2 separate regions of the Homo sapiens genome follow, and region 1 is linked to region 2. A link is a contact called in ENCODE Hi-C or POLR2A ChIA-PET data. All regions are on one chromosome and are shown on one strand. The core of a region is the stretch at or near the end of the contact, and the rest is flanking DNA. Distances in the headings are between cores, read along the strand shown.

Region 1 (3,038 bases), core at 279-2,778, 53 kb after region 2:
CACACATCCAGGGGCCTTTGTAGACAGCGGCCCTGAGACCACCCCATCAGCTACTGCTGTTAAGATCCTTGTAAGCTAAGCAGTGGATCTCCTATTGGTAGGATGAGCACTTTAAGACTCAAAGGGGTTACTATTAATAACTATGCTGGCACAACTGGCATAAACTGGGTCATTTCCCAGACAAAATGGGACATGTGATTCCCCCAACCTTTGCGGAGTGTCACTGGGAGGATGGCTCGAGCCCAGCTCCCTTCCACAGGATCACTCGGCCAATGGAAAGCTCATTCCATGTGGTGGGAGAGCAGCCTCCAGCAATCCTTTTCCCTGCTTTGGTTCCTATCTTCTGTTTTCTTCTCCCCTGCTCATTTTGGCTCAGGCAAATCATGAGGTTCACCATGTAAGCTGACATCCAACTGGAAAATGAGTTGCCTTGTTTGCAGGTACTTCCAGTTTGTACAAGTTACCCTCTGGAGACCCCTTCACTGGGCTTCAAGAGCAGTTAGAAGTAAAGACCTCTCCTTCACAAAGGTGGAACCCACTAGGCTGGCCACTTTCTTTCCTTTTCCTATGTCTACAATGCCCTGGAAGGATTGTCTGGCCCCAGTTGTTAGTGACTTAGTTTAGAATATAAAGTCTATAATGAAAACTTAGTCTCAGATTTGGGAACTAGCCATCATTTGTGGGGCAACAGGGTATATCCCGATCAAAATCTTTTTACAAAACCGGTAAAATAATTCAGGAAAGACCAGGCACAGTGGCTCACGCCTGTAATCCCAGCACTTTGGGAGGCCAAGGCGGGCAGATCACCTGAGATCAGGAGTTCGAGACCAGCCTGGCCAACATGGTGAAACCCCATCTCTACTAAAAATACAAAAATTAGCTGGGCGTGGTGGTGCGTGCCTGTAATCCCAGCTACTCAGGAGGCTGAGGCACAAGAATCACTTGAACCCAGGAGGCAGAGGTGGCAGTGAGCTGCGATCATGCCATTGCACTCCAGCCTGGGCGACAAGAACAAAAACTGTCTCAAAAAATAATAATAATAACAATAATAATTATTATTATACAGGAAAATACAGAATGGCAAAGGGGTATATTATTACTGCATTATTAATGTAAAAATTGAGTATAGTGTTGAATAAAGTGAGAAAATCCCTAAGACAACTGGCATATAACAGGAGAGTCTGAATTGAACCCCCAATTTGGGAAGAACATGCTTGATGTGATGTAATCACAGGCAGGGGATTGGTCATCTTCACATATAAAGACAGAATTAATATGAGAAAGTTACATACATTTGGTAGATACTAGTTGGGTTCCAAGGTCTTTCTCTCTTTCTTTCTCTTTTATCCTTACATGATTCTTCGGAAAAGCAACCCCTCTGGTAGTCTGTGTGGTTTTCAGCCCATCAACATTGCTTGTTATAGACATTGATCAGCTGAAACAAATCAGTAAATCCACTTCTCTGGCCACAAAGATGAATTAAGATACAGGTTGGCAAACTTGCTCTGTAAAGGACCAAATGGAAACTACTTCAGGTTTTGTGGGTCATACAGTGTCTTTCACAACTACTCAGCTCTGCTTTGTCGTATGAAAATATGATTCATTCCAGGTAAGGAGTCCTTGCTAGACTGTGGGCTGTAAACAATACAGAAACAAATAAACCCAACTGCATTCCAATAAAACTTTTTTATGGACACTAAAACTCCAATTTCATACAATTTTCATATTTCTCAAAATAATCTTCTTTTGGATGTTTTCAATGACTTAAAATGTAAAAACATCTTAGCTCGCAGGCCATACAAAAACAGGTAGTAGGTCAAATTGGGCCCAATGGCCATAGTTTGCTGGCCCCTGGGTTAAGAGATGGGCTCTTAATCCAAGCCAGCCAGACCAATAAAAGTGGAACTCAGGCTCTTGGCTCAAAATACGAGGATACAGACATTGTCTTCCCAATTTGCTCTGGAAGTTTCTGGAAGCTATTCTGCCAATAGAGTAACTAGGATGAATATAGTAACTTCTTTCTAGGATGAAGCTCTCAAATGCAGGGAGATCAGAAATTCAGAAAGACATGTATAGTCCATAGCGAAACAAGGACCACTGAATCAAGTTTTGCCTGAAACTAATTCTATTTCTTGAAGCTTCAGTTATGTGAACTAATAAGTTCCCTTTATCATTTAAGCCAGATTGAGTTATTTTTCTGACACTGTGACTTAAACCATCCCTAACTAACATAGACTGCAATGTTGTAAGTATGGGTCCCCAAACGTGGAACTGGCTGAAGGCAGTAGCTAAGGTCAAAGTCAGTGGGGATACCTCTAGTTACCAAAATTGCCGGTTACCCCCATGGCCTGTTATATATTCTAAGTCCATCTTCGAGCCAAAGTTTTATCAAAAACGAAAATTCAGGGTATTGGAGACTATTTCTTGCATCAGTCTTAGTAAGGCCCACTAAGAAAGAAATTAACTTACTTTGAAACTGATTCTTCTGATAGCAGAGAAGGGGAAAAAAAGTAGTTTTTTAAAGAAATGTACTTTCTGCTTGCTGCCTGAAAACCAAGCTAATTAAGAATCCTGTGATCTGGAGCTTGCAGGACTAGAAGAGCAGAATTTTCCAGTCCAAGCTAATGTTAATATAAGCAAAAATGAGGAGGTGAGAGATTAGGCAGGACAGGAAAGCAGGTCCCGAAGCAGCCAAATCCACCTCCTTCTCAGATCCCACATTGTAAATATTTATCTTGATGATAAAATGAATGTATTAGTCAGTTATCCAGAAAAACAGAAACAGTAGGCTATTTCTCTCTATAGATATAGATTGGATACCAATGTTGATATAGATATAAATACCGAGATATTTATTAGGGGAATTGGCTCCCACAATTACGGAAGCCAAGAAGTCCTGCCATCTGCAAGCTGGAGAACCAGGAAAGCCAGTGGTGTGATTTGGTCTGAAGGCCTGAGAACCAGGGCAGCCAAAGTTGTCAGTCCTGGTCCAAGTTCACAGACCTGAGAAGGGGTCAAGAAGGGTAGGTGATGGTACA
Region 2 (3,292 bases), core at 57-2,556:
TATTCCCTGGAACCCCGAACAGTGGCTATAAAGATTGTGAGCAATCCTGGGGAGAAATCCTGGCATGTTTGTTTTGGCATAGGAAGGGGCACTAAAGCCTGGAGCAGGAAAGCCTCAGGGTACCACAGACAGAGGCTGGGCTGTTCTGTGGTATGCCCCATCCCCCATCAAAATTGCCAGGAAGGGCACAAGTAAGGACTTCACTTATTTTAGCCTTTCCCCTAAATTACATTTGAGTAGCCACAGAAGCTGCTATCTCCAGGGGAGCATGAGCTCCTGGGGGCTTCCAAGACATCTGAGGATCATAACTGATGTCAAAGAAAGATACAAACTTCACAAGATAGTCTGGATGAATCAGATTTAATGAACCAAATAGAGCAAGACATAGGACATTGGGCTATAAGATGGAAAGCTTTTTGGTTGTGCTCTGTTCCTTCCTCACTAAGTCCGAGGAAGACTTCGGCTGTAAGGAAGACAGCAGCTGTGCCTGTCCTGCAGAGTCAGAATGATGCGATAACGTCATGGTGGGCTGGAGAGACCAGCAATACCAGCATGCTGATCTGCTGGCCAATGAGGAGCCCTCACTGTCAGCAGGAGTCCCATTTCTTCCTTCACGCTTCTGTGTTCTTCCCTCAGCTTCTTCAATTCCACTCTCACTCTAAGTTCCCCATTTTCACAGTCTGGCCCTTGGGAGAATATTCTCTCTGCTCTGAAGTCTGTAGAGTCTTGGCAGGAATGAAATTTGCGTTGTCATAACCCCCTTCTTTCCATCTCATAAGAAGATATTATAAAATCTCTGCTCAGAGCAAGCCATCTTCCCACCCTGCACATACCTTGTGTTCACCTCAGAGCTGCTCCCTCTTGGATTCCCACATGGAGGGCACATCCCCCACCTAGAGGAGTGACCCTACTCTCCACATCCAACTTCGGTCAGACCCAACCCAATCTGATGAGAAGGATGGAAAATGCAGGGTGATCCCTCTTGTAGGTCAAAGGAAGTGGGTCTGATGAATGCAGTGGGGACACAGCCTGCCTCTGTGTCAGATGATCCCCAGGCCTACGGCTCGGCCTGGAAACTTCTCTGCTCCCCTCGATCCTGAAAGGAGGACTGTGAGCACAGGTCACCTCATCCTCATGGTGATAAAAGCCACCAAAATGAAGACTGTGCCTTCTTCCAGTTAGGCTTTGATGTGCTGCACACACCTGGAACAATTTGTACCCTCAATGTCACCAGAAAGGAAGGCAGAGCAGAAACAGTAGGGCAGGAAGTATACACAAATACGAGGTCTCCAGGGAGTGCCCCCAGGTGAGCCAGTTCCTGTTCTATCTCACAGCTGGTTTCTCTCTAATTACAGTAGTGGTTTCTTGGAGATGTAATCGCCAAACATGAGACATTTAAGAACACTTTTTAGCACTTTGCTAATCCCAACAAGGCATGGATGTTCCTGGTACCTTTAGGAAAAGTGGCCAAAGAAATGAATCGTCTCTGTGTCATTTAGAAAATCAGAGTGAATGCGTAAGCTATGAAGCCAGGTGTAGTGTGCTGGGGGCCATCTGGGGCCTCCTGGAGGTTCAGTGACAAGAGGATTTGAAGAGCTTCTGGGAGAGATGTTGAAAGTGTGCTTGGAAGCCGCTGACCAACCCCCCAGCTGAGATCCCTATGCAGGTATGAAATTCGGGCTGCCGCTTAACTGCAGGGGCAGTAACAGGTGGGTAGTGAAGTCACTCCCTGAGAAGATGGGTGTTCAAAGGTTGCAAGCTGGCTGAGGGCCTAGAAGGTTGAGAGACAGAGTCTACCCTGATGCCTGGTGGTCTCTGACCTCTGCTTTGTACTCAGAGGTTCCTAGAGGAAATGCTGCTTCAGTGAGCTAAAGAGTGAACAAAATAACAAGAGAAGAACACTAAATGTTCCACACAAGCCTGAGTAGGATGCCTGCCCTCTCTCCTCCCCAAATTACAGAATCTCAGTGAAAGAGATGTGGAGGTAAAACCCCAATGACAGTCAAAGGAGGTGAGGCCAGACACGGTGGCTCACGTCTGTAATCCCAGCACTTTGGGAGGCCAAGGCAGGTGAATCATGAGGTCAGGATTTCGAGACCAGCCTGGCCAACATAGAGAAACCCTGTCTCTACTAAAAATACAAAAATTAACTGGGCATGGTGGCACACGCCTGTAGTCCCAGCTACTTGGGAGGCTGAGGCAGGAGAATTGCTTGAACCCGGGAGGCAGAGGTTGTGGTGAGCCAAGATCGCACCATTGCACTCCAGCCTGGGCAACAGAGCAAGACTCTGTCTCAGAAAAAGAAAAAAAAGAAGAAGAAGAAGGAGACGAATACAAAGCCTGCTTTGTCATTGGTGGTTGGAGCTGTGACAAGCACTCATGACCATCTATGGGGGGCCTGGACAAGACAATATACCCTAGCAGCAAAGAAATACTAGGCAAGCCAAGAGAAGGGCTCAGACTGAACACCCCTGGTAGTTAGTTCACATTGGCATCTCAGAATCTTTGGAGGTGCTAAATTTGCAAGCACCCAGGAAGGATGACTCAGTCTGAAGAAGGGACCAGGGCACCTGGAGATGGAGCAGTGATAGCTACAGGAGGCAGACAAATCCCTAGGCAGACAGGGGTGGGTCCCCAGTGAAACCCCGTCTTCAAACCAGAGACGGTTTAAAGCCTGAAAGCCAAGCTACGAGTCTTAGATAAATCCATAGACCAGACTGGGAACCTCTCTTCCCATTTGGCACACTTTCCTCTAATTGATCCCCACCCTTCACCTATTTTACATATACCTACACTTCCCTAATTGATTTTTTACACTGCTGTGCCCACCTTTGAGTGGTGCCTTTGTTTTAGCCTTTCTTGCATACTCACAAACCAATCAGCACACACTACCCCATTCTGAGCCCATAAAAGCCTTGGACTCAGCCACACTGGGGGACTGCCCACCTTCAGTCAGGAAGAGACCATCCAACTTTGGAGAGGGGACTGCCCTCTTAGGTCCTCTCTTTGCTGAGAGCTGTCACTCAATAAAACTCTCCTCATCCTTTGGTTGTCAGCATAACCTCATTCTTCTTGGATGTGGGACAAGAACTTGGGACCTGCCAAATGCAAGTACAACAAAGGCTATAACACTGTGGTTCTCTGCCCTCTGCTGGTGGAAGGCAACCGCCCCATGTGACAGGAAGCAGTGCTGGAGCCAGGCCAGCCCTGGAGCCATGGATTGGAGTGGGACAATGGGACTAAAAGAGCTGTTAGCCTGCTGTAACACTCCCTCTGGGGCTTTAGGGTTGCT

What was found. A loop is a pair of places that touch in the nucleus more often than their neighbours do. ChIA-PET counts read pairs that join two places held with the same protein, here RNA polymerase II (POLR2A). Pooled maps may share reads with other maps.
Region 1: a map of B cell shows a loop between it and region 2 (4-fold over the local background). The contact joins the promoter of CCL3-AS1 here to the enhancer-like site in region 2. A Hi-C loop is called at or near these places in 9 of 168 maps with a recorded cell type or tissue (B cell, CD8-positive, alpha-beta T cell, HCT116 and 6 more), 12 of 37 single-sample maps with no recorded cell type and 12 of 50 pooled maps. POLR2A ChIA-PET finds 5 or more read pairs at or near these places in 11 of 52 experiments (B cell, GM10248, HEK293 and 8 more).

Annotation. Positions count from the first base shown.
Region 1 is chr17:36,073,103-36,076,140 of GRCh38, reverse strand. CCL3-AS1 (CCL3 antisense RNA 1) reads right to left here and starts at 1,528. Exons shown (of 3, transcript NR_186417.1): 1 at 1,293-1,528.
Region 2 is chr17:36,125,410-36,128,701 of GRCh38, reverse strand. All of the region lies in intron 2 of LOC101927369 (a long non-coding RNA gene), which reads left to right. Among named protein-coding and RNA genes, the nearest start is that of CCL4, 23 kb to the right of the region's middle. Within about 2 kb of position 1,306, at least 4 of the 41 ENCODE cell types and tissues checked have a DNase peak (open chromatin) inside an H3K27ac peak, as active enhancers do; they include B cell, where a contact is called at or near this core.